2 separate regions of the Homo sapiens genome follow, and region 2 is linked to region 1. Evidence: chromatin contacts called from ENCODE Hi-C or POLR2A ChIA-PET data. All regions are on one chromosome and are shown on one strand. The core of a region is the stretch at or near the end of the contact, and the rest is flanking DNA. Distances in the headings are between cores, read along the strand shown.

What was found. Hi-C counts contacts between places; a loop is a spot of excess contacts on that map. ChIA-PET counts read pairs that join two places held with the same protein, here RNA polymerase II (POLR2A). Pooled maps may share reads with other maps.
Region 2: POLR2A ChIA-PET joins it to region 1 with 11 read pairs in Panc1. The contact joins two enhancer-like sites. A Hi-C loop is called at or near these places in 8 of 168 maps with a recorded cell type or tissue (CD8-positive, alpha-beta T cell, GM11168, IMR-90 and 4 more), 2 of 37 single-sample maps with no recorded cell type and 14 of 50 pooled maps. POLR2A ChIA-PET finds 5 or more read pairs at or near these places in 13 of 52 experiments (AG04449, AG04450, GM12878 and 10 more).

Annotation. Positions count from the first base shown.
Region 1 is chr12:108,640,863-108,648,408 of GRCh38, reverse strand. CORO1C (coronin 1C) reads left to right here. Exons shown (of 11, transcript NM_014325.4): 11 at 887-3,300. The coding sequence ends at 1,006. LOC105369968 (a long non-coding RNA gene) reads right to left here. Exons shown (of 3, transcript XR_007063449.1): 3 at 1,744-7,546. Among named protein-coding and RNA genes, the nearest start is that of MIR4496, 8.8 kb to the right of the region's middle. Within about 2 kb of position 4,353, at least 17 of the 41 ENCODE cell types and tissues checked have a DNase peak (open chromatin) inside an H3K27ac peak, as active enhancers do.
Region 2 is chr12:108,785,877-108,793,422 of GRCh38, reverse strand. It overlaps SSH1 (slingshot protein phosphatase 1), which reads left to right. Exons shown (of 15, transcript NM_018984.4): 14 at 594-1,137; 15 at 4,179-7,546. The coding sequence ends at 5,435. Among named protein-coding and RNA genes, the nearest start is that of MIR619, 47 kb to the left of the region's middle. RefSeq lists an enhancer at 759-1,259. Within about 2 kb of position 3,007, at least 2 of the 41 ENCODE cell types and tissues checked have a DNase peak (open chromatin) inside an H3K27ac peak, as active enhancers do.

The DNA of each region.
Region 1 (7,546 bases), core at 3,104-5,603:
AAAGCTCCTTTAGCCCCATTAAAGGAGCCAAGTGTGGCCACAGACCACCATGATTGGGATAGGTATCAGTTTCCTCCTATCTCTCAGTGTGAACAGGAGCCTCTTGGGTTTTTCCTGTCTTTTGCCAAACTAGTTAAACCCTTCTCTGATTTGGGTAGAAATAAAATATCATGGGAGTGTGGGGTCATAGGCACCAGGGAGAGGAGGTCCCTGGAAGGAGGGAGTGGCACGTGTTCAGATGTAGCTGAGTGGCTACGACAGAAGGATCTGGCGGTGTGGGGCTGGCAACAAGGGGGATTTAGGCAAGAGCCCTTTGGGTGGGGAATTGGGAATCAAGCCTGCCTTTGACTCGCTGCGGCCACTGGAGAGTGCTGCTGTTGCCGGGAGAGCAGGTCCTGGGTAAGAGAGAAGGAGTGGACACACAGGGCAAGGGTTTCCCTCCCAAGAAGGAGCCTCACAGATGGCAGGAGCTCTGTAGCCTCTGGGAGAGTCACCCCTCTCTCTGGTCAGATAGAAGTTACTCTTGATGGAATGATTGGGGTGGTTAGGACGTAGGACACTGTTGAAGGAGCCTGTTTTGTCCTATAGTCTAACTGTGACCCAGGAGACCCTTTGTTTGAGTAAATGCACAGGCTTCGGGATCAGAAGTGGCACTGTGACACTGTGACACACTGTTGTTTTGCCACGGGATCTCAGATAGATCGGCCAGTGCTCATTGCATTCAAAGCCCCAGACATAGTAGGGCTTTGACTTCTCTTTTCAACTTGGTGACTATGGCTTGCCGTTTGCAAAATAGAAAACTACATTTTATATCTTACAAGTTTTGAACAGTGTTGAACTTTGTTTACTGCATTTTAATCACTGCCTCCTTTTTTTGTTTTCTTAGCAAAATGAAGCCAAGTTGGATGAGATTTTAAAAGAGATCAAATCTATAAAAGACACAATCTGCAATCAAGATGAGCGTATTTCCAAGTTAGAACAGCAGATGGCAAAGATAGCAGCCTGAAGGTCCCACCCCCACCCCTACAGAAAAAATGGGAGCAAGAACTTGTGCTTGGGAGCTGGTTATTGGTGTGGTCCTAGGGAGGGCGGAAAGGGAGGCACTGCCATTTGGAGACATTCCATTTCAGATTTGTCAACCAGCGATAGGCCACATTCCAGTAAGAACTCAATTTGTCTCCCAAATTTGCAGAAACAAAACGTGATTTAAAAGCTGAGCTTTTTATCAGAAAGCTTTTTTGATGTTTTAAGTGTTATGTGACTTGTTGAACTTTTTAAAAAGTGCTACTTTTAAAATCCCAGATACTCTGAATTTTAGAAAACAAACTAATTCTGATTGTGTCGTGCCCAAGTACCCTTTTTTTTTTAATGAATAGGGACCAATGCCACATTGCTTTTTATATTTCTTTCTTTTTTAATGTTGCCAAAACCAAAAGTAGCTTTGTTTTCCTTTGTATTTTGCTACTTTGCAGTATTTGTGTGTGTGGTTTTTTTTCCTTAATTTGAAAGGGACAGCACTGTGTATGTTTATAAACTAAATGAAGATAAGATATTATTTTGTATAAACATTCATCTGAGAACAATCAAAGCAGTAGCCACATGGTGCTGGCTCCTTTGCAGCACAAACCTGGTCATTTTGATGACTGTACAACAGGAAGACTTGAAAAATCACGTGGATTCATATTACCACCGCTCTCATTTCATGGAGTCTTCTGATCAAAAAAGCTCACGTCGTATTTCTTCTTTTCCTTTCTCTTTTCTAGAAATTGGGTGTTTGTACCAGAATGGAATTTTGCTTCTCGGTTATCCTGTGCTTCAGATGATTATAATCTAACCCAAACTAGCATGTGTTTCTGCAGTTTGTTACACACCTAGGATCATATTGCATTCATCACTTTAAACATCATGTTTCAGGTTTTGGTCAATACTTGACAAGGGTGCCCAGGACAGGAAGACGTGTACTGCTGAGTGTTCCTTCTTGCCCTTTTCAGCAGCTTGCCCAGCTCTTGAGTACAGTGGTGGGGACTAAAAATGTGGGCATGTGGAGAGGGGTATTTGCCCTGGGTGATCCTGTTTCCCTGTGCTGTCCCCATGCTGTGTTGGAGGAGGAAGTGGCTCTCCTTCCACCAACAAAGCTCCTGCTCTACCCTCTTCCTCACATGTGCTGCGACCTCTCTCAGGGCTCCCCCAGCCATTCCTTCTTTCCTTCCTGCCTTTTAGCTCTAACCACATTAAGCTAAGACAAGGCCAGAGGGTGCGATTGAATGAGTATTGAGACTGAGGAGAATGATAGAGAGTGAAGCAGAAACAGGAGCACAGACCTCTGCTGTAGCTTTAATGCATACAAACATGTCCCTCCGCACAACTAACCTGCCCTGCCTCTCCATCTCTCACCAAGGCTGCGTCAAAGCACAGAGGCTCCCCGGACTCGGAGGGGGCCAGAGACTGAGCTCTGGTCACCTGTTCATTCCTCGGTTAGCTGGAACTTTGCCCCGTTTCCAGTTTCTTATAGTGCATGCTTGGGAAACAAGATTTAAGGAGCCTCTGTTTTGGAAGGGCTGTCTGTGATTGAACGTGAAATGTGTAGTGCCATTGGGACCACGAAGGGAATTCTTGCACATGCTCGTGCTGGTGTGGGCATGGGACTGGCTGGAAACGTCTGTATGCAGGGAGCCAGGGTGAGGGCAGAGTGTGGTGACAGCCGAACTTGGAGTAATGTCCGTGTAGAAAAAGGACCATGTTCTTATCCAGCCAATACTGGGAGTGCTGTCTCCACAATTTCAGGGCATCTGAATGTTTGATGTGGTTTTGTGTGTGTGTATGTATGTGTTTAATATTGAAGTGGATCATGAGATGTAAAGAAAACAATAATGGCAATGACTTATATTCAAATCTGTATTTGTTTCTTTATCAATGTAATCTGCTGAGGACCTTTTGTCTAAGATTCAGTAGTGTTTTAAGGTTCTGATATCGAATTAATGAAGTAAAGTTGTTGATGGTGGTGAAACACCGTAGGGCATGTGGTTCAAAGAGAAGCAGGAGGGCAAGGGAAAGTTACCCTGATCTTAGTTTGTAGCTTATGACTTATTTAATGAATGGATGCCCAGCCAAGCTCAGAGTAGGCGCCCAAAGCATTGTGGATTATTTTCCTGTTTTGTCTTTTTTTTTTTTTTTTTTTAAGCCATGACATCCCAGAAGAGGACAGTGAATTACTCCTAGGTCGGCTCTTATAGAGTGGCCATAGTGTTCTGTCAAAACACTTGCTTCCATTTTCAGAGATAAAAATCATTGATTACAAAATGGTGTTTGTGTTTATTTCACGCCTTGGCTGTCTGTGAGGCAGCCCCCACCTCTCTGCCTGACATAGCTTCTCTGACTTTGGTGGACGAGCACGGTGCCATACTCCTCTCCGGGGGTAAGTACAGGGGAAGCGCGTGTGGGTGGCTCAGTTCAAGTACAAGTGAGGTCTCCAAGCCAGTCAAGCACTGTGTTTTGGCTTCCAGCAGACCTGAGCCTTTGGATCCTGCCTCAGACCTTTGCCAGCGGTGTGTCCTGGGATGGGGTTCCTAATCCTTCTGAGTCCCTTTTCTTGAAAGGAGGATGATAATTCCATGTAGTTCAGATGAGAGGAATACCTGTGTGGCCACACAAACAACCCTCGCTGCATGGCCGCTACTGTTACTATTATGAGTTGATTTTCTGACAGAGTCTTTGAAAGCACTTTTTCTTCAATAGAAGCAAAATTCTCTTGGCTCAGCTGTGACTTTTATTCCAGCAGGCTTCCAGGGTCAGTTGAATTGCAGGGCTTCCCTTTCGCACTATGACATTGTCTCGTGACATTTCAGTGATTGTAGCAAAGAATTTCCCACTGTTTGCTTTTTCTGAATATGATGAATGGTCAGCATAAAGCTCCCCTTCCTCAAATGCCTTATCTTAAAGTTGCTTTAGTCTATGAGAAGAATGGCTGCCATGTTCTTGGTCCACTCGTGGCTGCAGGAAGTAGAAGTTGGCAGGGCTCTCTGTAGACCCGAGGTGCCCGCAGTCAGCCAGGAGACGCGTGGTGGTCTGTTTATGACTAACTTGTTTTCTCACTCGGGCCACCTTGATTCTTTGCCAGAAGACCTGAAGGTCAGCATGCTGGCCCCAGACAGCCAGCCAGACCTCGTCTGGGGGGAACTTCCATTTTTTTTTTCAAGGTCACTTCCCTTGCTGTACTTGGTATTCTACACCCAGAAAAACTCTTTGTTGGCTCTTAAGAATCTGTTAACTCTAAGTGGGCCCTTCTCTTTCTGCGGGCACATTAAGTATCCCAGTGCTGGCAGTGGGTCACGGACATGAGTCACCGTCAAGGGCACGCCTTTCCTGCTTCAGACGGGCAACCCTTGATGTCCAGGCCGGACAGTGCCCTTTGTGCTCTTTTATTCGTTAAAAAGAAGTCCCTTGCCAAAGAATGTAGGGGTGGCAGTCCTCTCCTGCGAAAAGCGGGTATGTGCGGGGTGGACAGCCTTTCCAGAGGGCAGTCTGGCAAGTGGATCAAAAGCCTTAAAGGTTTTCTTAAGACCCAAGATTCTCACCTTTGGAAATTTTGTCCCAGGGAACTAGTGGGAGGTATATTCAGGAATTAGAAGAGTAAAATCAACTCTGCAGAAGGGGGTCAGTAAGTTACTTGTCATATCCATATGTTATAATTCTGTTCCATTATTTAAAGTCATTTAAAAAGAGTATTGAATAGGAAACATTAAAAAAATAGTAAAATAAAGTCAATTCCAACTTGGGTTTAAAATATATACCTACCTAGGTTGAAACATGAAAGTATATTATTTCTGGGTGCTGGATGTCACTACCAACTTTTTTCTGTGTATGCCAAGAGCCCTACAGTGAACTGTGTTGCTGATGTCAGCATAAAAAGTGTGTTTACAAAGTAATTCTCATCAGCTCTCTACCCCATGGAGTCACTCTGCAGTAAATGATGTTAGTTGGCTAATCCATTCAGAAGTAAAATGGGGAAGAAAGTGAAGTCCATTGGACCTCATAAGAACATTCAGGACCAGAACTTCTAGTGAGAGGTGTAGGTTTCCTAATACAGATATGTAAAACCAACCCCGAACAGATGGCTTGTGACAAACTTTTTAAAGGATATATGCATATACAATGTATACTTATGTGTAGAATAAATACCAGAAATGTTGTTATTGCTATAGGGAGGTAAAGTTGTGTGTAATTTCTATTTAATCCTATTTTTCTGAATTTAGAAATTTCCTATAAATGTATTTATTCCCAGAAAGGCATTATTAAAATTAATGTATTAGTGATAAGTTAATAATTATTAAGATAAGCATAAATCAGTGGAGATGTTTGAAATGGTGCAGCAACATTTGGTTAGCTGTGGGGGCAGCAGGGACACCAATATACATTCTTAATGGAGTCCACAGTTAAAATAAAACCTTTTCTTTTTCTATTTAGAAGAAAGTAAGTCCCTTTTAATCTACACTTCAGACTAGAAAAAATGTAAGCCCTAAAGCAATGGAATACATCACAAAGGAAAAGACAGATTGGCTATATAAAAATTAAATTACGTAAGACTTTAATATGGCAGAAAACAAAGGTCATCGGAACTGGGAAATACGTTTTCTTCCAATATAGTAAGGGCTAAGTATACTTTGATATGCTTCATCTCAGCTGCAGCTGCTGCCTCTATTTGAAACGTGACGTGTGAAATGTTAAGTCCTAGGCAGCTGATGTGCAGATGGCAGCTGTCCTCATCCCTCCTGTGGGAACCGAGTCCACCAGCAAATGGCTTATTCTCAACTTCGAACTTTGGGGTGTGGGGTGGGGGGGGGTGTGTTCGCTAGGCGACACTGGCCGTGGTGTGCCGGCTGAAAGTTCCCCTGTGGCGAGTGTCAGGAGGGCTGGGTGGGAGATGGGAATTACTGCGCATCCCAAGATCCTTGAGGATAAGGTGACTGCTGAGTTGGTTGGATTGGCTGAAATGTGGAGGGGGGTGAGTTTAGAGAGGCAGATGGGATCCTTCAAATTCATTGTAGTTGGAGTTTAATTCATGTGAACGAAAATGGGTAAGAGGGCAGATTTTAGGATCCTGAGTTTAGTGAGGGGCAGATAGAGGGTGAGGCACGCGGCTCCCTGACAGGCTTCATGGTGAGGGGCTAGAAAGCAACGTCAGGGCCGTTGCCCAGGGAGCCTGAGGGCAGAAGTCAGAGGAGGAAGTTACCCACTTCAGGACTCAACTTGGAAGGCAAGTAGACAGGTCTATTCTGCTGTCAGAAAAAATCTGCACACTTGAGCTTGGGCACTCACCACCGGGTGCTTAGTTTTGTTCTTAGAGTAGCTTCCTCACACTGATCTCAAAGAGTAAGTGGACTTTTGGGGAAGGACTTCCTGGTGGGTTTGGAACAGAACTGGGGAGAAGTGGCTCAAAGGCCCCCAGGCAGTTGTGGGGGCAGAGAAAGCTTTGGGCTGCCAGAGAGGAGCAGTCATCTGTGTCTCCGAGGGGAAGAGCAGGGAGCAGGCCTGGTTACAGTGGAAAGGGATCACACACAGGGTGCCTGGCCCCCAAAATGCTGCGGAACGTGGTTGGGGCTGGTTGCCAAGTTTGTCCAGGCTCCTCTCCACTGGGTGTCTCTCAGGCCCCCAGCAGCAGGGCTCCCTTCCCAAGAGCCCTGTGCCTCTCATCGCCCATTTCCTAATCTCTACCCCACTAGGTAGGGTTGCATTCGTCTTGGCATTCACTGAGTGAGAACTTGCATTTACAGTGAGAGTGTCACCGAGCTGGAGAGAACTGTAATGGAGCAAGTGACCCCTGGTCCAGCCAGGAGAGGTGCTCAGGCTAACACTTAGTGCCTTGAGGGAGTTCAGCAACAACATCCAAGCTTGGGGGCTCTAGTGATGAAGTCTGAGAACTGGGAAGTGCCCCATCCATGACAGGGAGCTGTTGCAGCTTCATTTCCGTGCAGAGATGCTATTTGGGTTGTGGAAGTTGGAATAATACCTCTTGGCGAACAAAATCCTGGGCTGCTTATCACCATCCCCACCTACAGCTCCCCAAATGCAAAATGAGTTCTTACCACCCTGAGCAGTGTCTTCAGGAGGCAGTGGCCTAGAATGCCTCATAAACCACAAGGTGGAGATTCCATCTGGGGATCTGGCCACCTGCCAGGTGCCTCCCCATGTAGATAACAGTCTAGTGTCCGAACAGCCTTGTAGCTGGTTTCTCTGCCTCCAACCGCCTGTTCCCTGTTTTGCTTCTAGAGTGATGTTTTCTGTCAAGGTCTCTGAAGGAGACACAAGTGATTATCCCTTTTGTCTACAGGAGGAAGTTCATGCTCTTCCACCTCTGAGCCTCCTTGACTCCCATCTCTTCTTGCGTATCCCACACCCAGGCTCTGGTTTCACAGTGCATCCATATCCCAGCTACTTCTCACACCTGCCCGGTGACTCCCCCAGCCTGTGCTCCCATCATTTCTGCGTGGACAGAGCCTCTCTATTAGCGTTCTCCAGAAGAAGAGAACCAATAGGGTCTGCGTGGGGG
Region 2 (7,546 bases), core at 1,758-4,257, 150 kb before region 1:
CTCATCTCAAAAAAAAAAAAAAAAGGGATTATAAAAACAATGTCATCATAGTAGAAGAAATTGTTTAAAAACTGACCTAAACCTAAACAAATACTTTCTAGTTTTCCAGGATCTTCCCAAATGCATTGCAGTGCGTTATGTGTGTGTATAGTTGTATTATCGTGTATAGATCTGTACATACTCCACTTTGATTCCCTTCATTTCCCTACAATATAGGTAGGAGAGCGTTGTTATTCTTATTTGACAGAGAAATGAGAGATGGAGTGTAACTGACGTGACAATGAGGCATCACTAAACACAGATACACAGATTGAAGTCTAGACGCCCCCGCGTTCCTTCCCCGTTGTCATCAGAGGCAGAAAGTCACATCAGGCTTCCTGTGCGAGCCTGGACAACTTAGGAGCCAGTGCTGTTTCTCATCCTTGTGTTTCTTGGGAACAAATGAACAGAGAGAGGCTTTACCTGAATGAGCCATGGATCGTCCCTGGCGCCCTGACCTTGGGCAGCCCCTCACTGGCTCACCGCATACTCTTCCCAGCACCCCCAGGCACCATCCTCCTCCCCTCACCTTCCTCTACCCTCTCTCCCCGCAGCAAACAGCGGCACAACAAGCTGTGGCGTCAGCAGACAGACAGCAGCCTCCAGCAGCCTGTGGATGACCCTGCAGGACCTGGCGACTTCTTGCCAGAGACCCCAGATGGCACCCCGGAAAGCCAGCTGCCCTTCTTGGATGATGCCGCCCAGCCCGGCTTAGGGCCCCCCCTCCCCTGCTGTTTCCGGCGACTCTCAGACCCCCTTCTGCCTTCCCCTGAGGATGAAACTGGCAGCTTGGTCCACCTGGAGGATCCGGAGAGGGAGGCTCTGTTGGAGGAAGCTGCTCCACCTGCAGAGGTGCACAGGCCGGCCAGACAGCCCCAGCAAGGTTCCGGACTCTGTGAGAAGGATGTGAAGAAGAAACTAGAGTTTGGGAGTCCCAAAGGTCGGAGCGGCTCCTTGCTGCAGGTGGAGGAGACGGAAAGGGAGGAGGGCCTGGGAGCAGGGAGGTGGGGGCAGCTTCCAACCCAGCTCGATCAAAACCTGCTCAACTCGGAGAACCTAAACAACAACAGCAAGAGGAGCTGTCCCAACGGCATGGAGGTAGGCAGAGCCCGGCCTGCAGGGTGGCACACCCCATCCCTTCCATCCCACTCTAATTGGCCTACCTCAGCCTCTGTAGTAGGGACTACAGGCACCCGCCACCACACCCAGCTGATTTTTTTCTATTGTCTCCTCTGGGCCCCCAGCTCCCATCTCCAGGGACCTGAGGGTTCTTTCACAGGGTGATTCTGCTGGTGGGTACGTAGTGCATACCTTATATAGCAAATTGAGAATCTGTTGGGAATAACACATATCTCTGCACACCATCTTCACCCCATGTACCTTATTCATACCCTGGGCAGGGCTTCCAACTCAATTTCTTTTTGTGTATGTAAAATTAAAACATATAATTTATCAGCCAACTTCAGCCTTTATCGATATATGACTATTCTTTTTCATCTCACCCCTACCACCCACTTCCCCACACCCCTGATGATCCTGGAACCAATCCCAGATTTAGATATAGATACCTGTATCTAAAAAATATATATTATAGGTATATACTGTAGATATAGATAGATACATACTATAGACAAGTTCTCACTGTTTCCCATGCTGGAGTACAGTGGCATGATCACGGTTCACTGCAGCCTTGACCTCCCAGGCTCAAGTGATCCTCCTACCTCAGCCTCCTGAGTAGCTGGGACCACAGGCGCATGCTACCACACCCGGTTAATCTTTTCTATTTTTTTGTAGAGATGAGGTCTTACTGTTGCCCAGCCTGGTCTCAAGCCATCTGCCCACCTTGGCTTCCCAAAGTGCTGGAATTACAGGTTTGAGTCACCACGCTTGGCCTCAGATATATCATTTTATTCATAAATGCTCCAGTATGTTAACATAGCCACAATACCATTGTCACCTTTTAAAAAAACTGATAGGGCCAGACGCGGTAGCTCACATCTGTAATCCCAGCATTTTGGGAAGCCGAGGCAGGCAGATCAGGAGGTCAGGAGATGGAAACTATCCTGACCAACATGGTGAAACCCTGTCTCTACTAAAAATATAAAAATTAGCTGGGTGTGATGGTGCATGCCTGTAATCCCAGCTACTCAGGAGGCTGAGGCACGAGAATTGCTTGAACCCAGGAGGCAGAGGTTGCAGTGAGTCAAGTTCGTGCCACTGCACTCCAGCCTGGGTGACAGAGCGAGACTCCGTCTAAAAACAAAAACAAAACTGATAGTAATTTCCCAACGTTGTCAAGTATCCAGCCTTCCAACTTAGACTCTAATACTTAACTCCATTAGTCTCTTGGAGTTGCCATTTTTAGTGGATTATCTGCCACAAGGTTTGAGCTTCAACCTGGTGCTTACTGAGAAATTGGTTAATTCCAGCCAACCTTTTCCCTCCTCCATGGGGGAAGTGATGCAGGAGCAGAGGCTGGTTCAGTGGAAGGGTGGCCGTGCAGCCTGGTCTCCACTTCCACCCTTGCCCTGCTGCTGACTTTGTTGCCTCTGGCTTCACCTGCCCATCTCACAGGACAGCCGTGGTTCTCAAGTGGGGGCACTTGGGGTCCTGACAGATGCATTCAAGTATACAGCCAGTTTATTATTATTAACAGCATGTTATAATGCAAACAAAACTGGGCAGTTGCATCTGTCGACCTCCATAAAGCATTCCAAATCAAATACTAATTATGGATTTCCCCCACTTCCCTGCCTACCACAAAGCAAATACCCATAAAGACAGATGAGATAAAACCCTGGGCCAGGTGCAGTGGCTCACGCTTATAATCCCAGCACTTTTGGAGGCCAAGGCAGGCAGATCATCTGAGGTCAGGAGTTTGAGACCAGCATGACCAACATGGTGAAACCCTGTCTCTACTAAAAATACAAAATTAGCTGGGCATGGTGCCGCACGCCTGTAATCCCAGCACTTTGAGAGGCTGAGGCGGGCAGATCATCTGAGGTCAGGAGTTTGAGACCAGTCTGACCAACATGGTGAAACCACATCTCTACTAAAAATATTAAATTAGCTGGCTGTGGTGGTGCATGCCTGTAATCCCAGCTACTCAGGAGGCTGAGGCAGGAGAATTGCTTGAACCTGGGAGGCAGAGGTTGCAGTGAGACAAGATCACGCAATTGCACTCCACCCTGGGCAACAAGAGCGAAACTTCATTTAAAAAAAAAAAAAAACTGGAAGCCATGGCGGGGCCTTTAAGCAGGTGGGTGATGAGCCCCCTCTGGCTGTGGTCTACAGGCAGGCTGCTGGGGTAAGAGGGGAAGTTGGGATGCTGGGATCACAGTGGCTCAGAGGATGGGGCAAGGACATAAGGAGGTGTTGAGAGACAGAGCTGGCGGGGTGTAGTCGCTCACACCTGTAATCCTAGCACTTTGGGAGGCCGAGGCAGGAGGAACACTTGAGCCCAGGAGTTCGAGACCAGCCTGGGCAACATAGTAGGACCTTGTCTCTTATCTGTTTGAAAGAGAGAGAGACAGAGCCCTGTTGCCCTCCTGCCTTGTCCTGCCCTCCAGCCTACAGTCCTGTGCAGGCGGGGTGGGGTAGGGGGGTGCCCTCCTCCTTCCTGCTTTGCTTCTGGACCTGCATGCTGCTCTCTCTGGCTGGTCAACACCTGCTTGTCCCAGAAGCCTCAGCTGAAGTGTCAGTTCCTCTGGGAAGCCTTCCCTCCGCGGAGACTTAGAACTTGTCCCTCTCTCCCCTGGGACTCTTCACACAGCTTTCTAGTCCATTCCCAGGACCACTGGGTACCTGTCAGTTGGCCTGTAAGGAAGTGAAGGGTGGGGACACAGAGGCATGTGTCACGTTCACTTAGATCCTCACTGACCAAAAGGCAGGAGGGTTTCCTTAGGAAACAATGTAAACTTGTTTTCTATTGGGGTATAAAATCCACCTCAGGCCAGTGGTTATTCTCGATCAAGTGGGCTCCAGGAGGTCTGTCTGTCAGTATTAAGTGAAATGAGAGCCTCCCCTCCAGGCCTGGCCCCCAGTCCGGCCTCGCACCCCTTTCCCTGCCCACCCTCATGTTTTTGGTCTTTGGCTCATGACTGCACCGTCTCACCATGCTCTTGTCCCCTTCCTTGCAGGATGATGCTATATTTGGGATCCTTAACAAAGTGAAGCCTTCCTATAAATCCTGTGCCGACTGCATGTACCCTACAGCCAGCGGGGCTCCTGAGGCCTCCAGGGAGCGATGTGAGGACCCCAATGCTCCCGCCATCTGCACCCAGCCAGCCTTCCTACCCCACATCACGTCCTCCCCTGTGGCCCACTTGGCCAGCAGGTCCCGTGTTCCGGAGAAGCCAGCCTCTGGCCCAACCGAACCTCCCCCGTTCCTACCACCAGCAGGCTCCAGGAGGGCAGACACCAGTGGCCCTGGGGCTGGAGCTGCCCTAGAGCCACCAGCCAGCCTTTTGGAACCTTCCAGAGAGACCCCAAAAGTCCTGCCAAAGTCCCTCCTTTTGAAGAATTCTCACTGTGATAAGAACCCTCCCAGCACAGAAGTGGTAATAAAGGAAGAATCGTCACCCAAGAAAGATATGAAGCCAGCCAAGGACCTGAGGCTTCTGTTCAGTAATGAATCTGAGAAGCCGACAACCAACAGCTACCTGATGCAGCACCAGGAGTCCATCATTCAGCTGCAGAAGGCAGGCTTGGTCCGCAAGCACACCAAAGAGCTAGAGCGGCTGAAGAGCGTGCCTGCAGACCCAGCACCTCCCTCCAGGGATGGCCCTGCCAGCAGGCTGGAGGCCAGCATCCCCGAGGAGAGCCAGGATCCAGCCGCGCTCCACGAGCTGGGCCCCCTGGTTATGCCCAGCCAGGCCGGGAGTGATGAGAAGTCAGAGGCCGCCCCCGCTTCATTGGAAGGAGGCTCACTGAAGAGCCCCCCTCCTTTCTTCTACCGCCTGGACCACACCAGTAGTTTCTCAAAAGACTTTCTGAAGACCATCTGCTACACCCCCACCTCCTCTTCCATGAGCTCCAACCTGACCCGGAGCTCCAGCAGCGATAGCATCCACAGTGTCCGTGGGAAGCCCGGGCTGGTGAAGCAGCGGACACAGGAGATTGAGACCCGGCTCCGGCTGGCGGGCCTCACCGTCTCTTCCCCACTGAAGCGCTCACACTCTCTTGCCAAGCTGGGGAGTCTCACCTTCTCAACGGAAGACCTGTCCAGTGAGGCTGACCCGTCCACCGTCGCTGACTCCCAGGACACCACTTTGAGTGAATCTTCCTTCTTGCATGAGCCCCAGGGAACCCCGAGGGACCCAGCTGCAACCTCCAAACCATCAGGGAAACCCGCCCCAGAAAACTTAAAGAGCCCTTCGTGGATGAGCAAAAGCTGACCCGCCTTTTGCTGCGTCAGGCTGGGCGGATATTTTCATATGATCCCTCCCTCACTTTCACTGTGGATTTGGATCGACCCCTTACATCTTGATTTCCCTTAAACGAGTGAAGTCATCCTAACTTTTCCCCTACTCTTGCCATAGAGAGGAGGAGAAGAAACTAACCAACATGCAGCACAAGAAGGGGAGCTGTCAGTCGTGTGGCCTGGGAGAACCAGGAGCCGCCGGCCAGGAGACACAAAACTCCGCTCCCACCGTGTCTTCAAGAAGAACCATGTTTTAGGAAGAACGTGCACACATAGGCGCACACATCCAGACTGTTCCCTTCGCATCCTGCAGAAGAGTCCTGGTGGTGGCAGCCTCACCGCGGCACACGTTCTAGCTCATTCTTGGCCTCGCAGAAAACTCTCGGATGGCAACATTAAGTCCTACCTCTGTTCTCGCTGCGCTTTTTATTTTTAAAACACACGAATGACCAAGGCTTGTTCCAGGGAATAATGCTCTGTCTGAAAGCGTTTTTCCAAAAAAAGAATTTTTCGTTTTGTGTTTTGGTTGGGACCCCAGACGTGTCAAGACTTTTAACCCGACAGCCCCAAGCACTGCTGAGTAAAGTCATCAGATGAGTAGTCCCACGCTGTTGTTGAGCTGACTCTGTGCCCGAATGGTGGTGCAGGCGCCCTGTCCTGGTTGTGTTGTTACGTGTTTGACCAGCACAGGGGTCCGGTGGGGAAAATGTATGGGTTGTTCTCAGTTGTTGCTAATGCTGAAGTTTAAATCTCAAGGGGAAGGGCCCACCTGCATTGTTGAGTGTCTGCTGCTGAAACACATGATTGTGTTTAGGTTTGAAATTGCTCAAGTGTCTGGCTCAGGTGGTGGTTCTGAGACACATCGTCCTGCTGAGAGCCCAGATGCTTAGGTCCACTAGGGCCCATCTAGGGAAGGGAAAGGAGATTTCAGCGGCTTCCCCGAAAGGAACGGGACTGTCGGGATGCTTCCCGGATGTCTACAGTTGCCCCTTCCTGCAGTGAGATTACTGCTTCCTGTTTCCCTCCAGCTCTTCCCAGCAGCAGTGAGGGAGTATAAGAGGGATCTGTAGTCGCTGCCTGGCTCTGTGGGCGGCCCCTTTAAGACTCAGGTGAGCTCAGCCAGTCCCGCTGCGCCAGGCTTGAATCAAAGGTGTCAGCAAGCTAGATGTCAAAACATTTCGAGAGAGAGGCAGCTTGCAGAAAAGCAGAAAGGTTGAATTCAGGGGTCAGCAAACTATGGCATGTGGCCCCGTGAGCTAGGAATGGTTTTTCCTCTTTAAGACAGGGCCTGGCTCTGTCACCTAGGCTGGAGTACAGTAGTGCAATCATGACTCACTGCAGCATCAACCTCCCTGGCTCAAGCGATGGCTTTTACCTTTTTAAGGAGTTGTAAAAAAAAGAAATAATATGTGACAGAATTCATGTGGCCCACAAAGCCTGAGGTACTTACTGTCAGGCCCTTTGTAGAAAAAGTTGCTGACCCCTGGTTTGATTTGCCACACAGGGCTGCTCATGGCCCTGTAGGAAGAAACTGGGTAAATGTGAAGCCCTCTGCCTCTCTGACACCTAAGGCCAGACCCTTCCCTCCTCCCGACCACAAGCTTTGCCAGCCCCGCACTAGCCTCACCTGTGCAGGATGGAGTAGGTTGCGTACATGGGGGAAGGCAGGTGAACACAGTTGGCTGAAGCTCTTCCACAATTCCATCTTGCCCTCAGCTGGGTCCGCCAGATTAACTCAGTGAAACCAGAAAGCCTTCAAGGACCAGCTGAATTCTGAAAGTGAGTGAGTGAGCCATCATCTTAACATTGGCCAGAACTGTGTTCCCCAAAGCTATTCTAGAAAGCACCCCAGGAGGGATCTGCAGGAACAAGGCTAGTTCATATTTTACCTAGTGAGCACAGTTTTTGCAAAAATCCTCCCTCCAGGACTTTGTCTCCTTGGAGTGATTTTTAAAAATACATACATTACTTTATAGGGAGCTGTTTTCCCACTAGTGTCAATTAAAATCACCTTAAAAGGTGATTATCCACTTATTCCTAAACCCCTGTGGGTTGTTCCCCCTTTCCCTCAGCCAACAAAAGCAT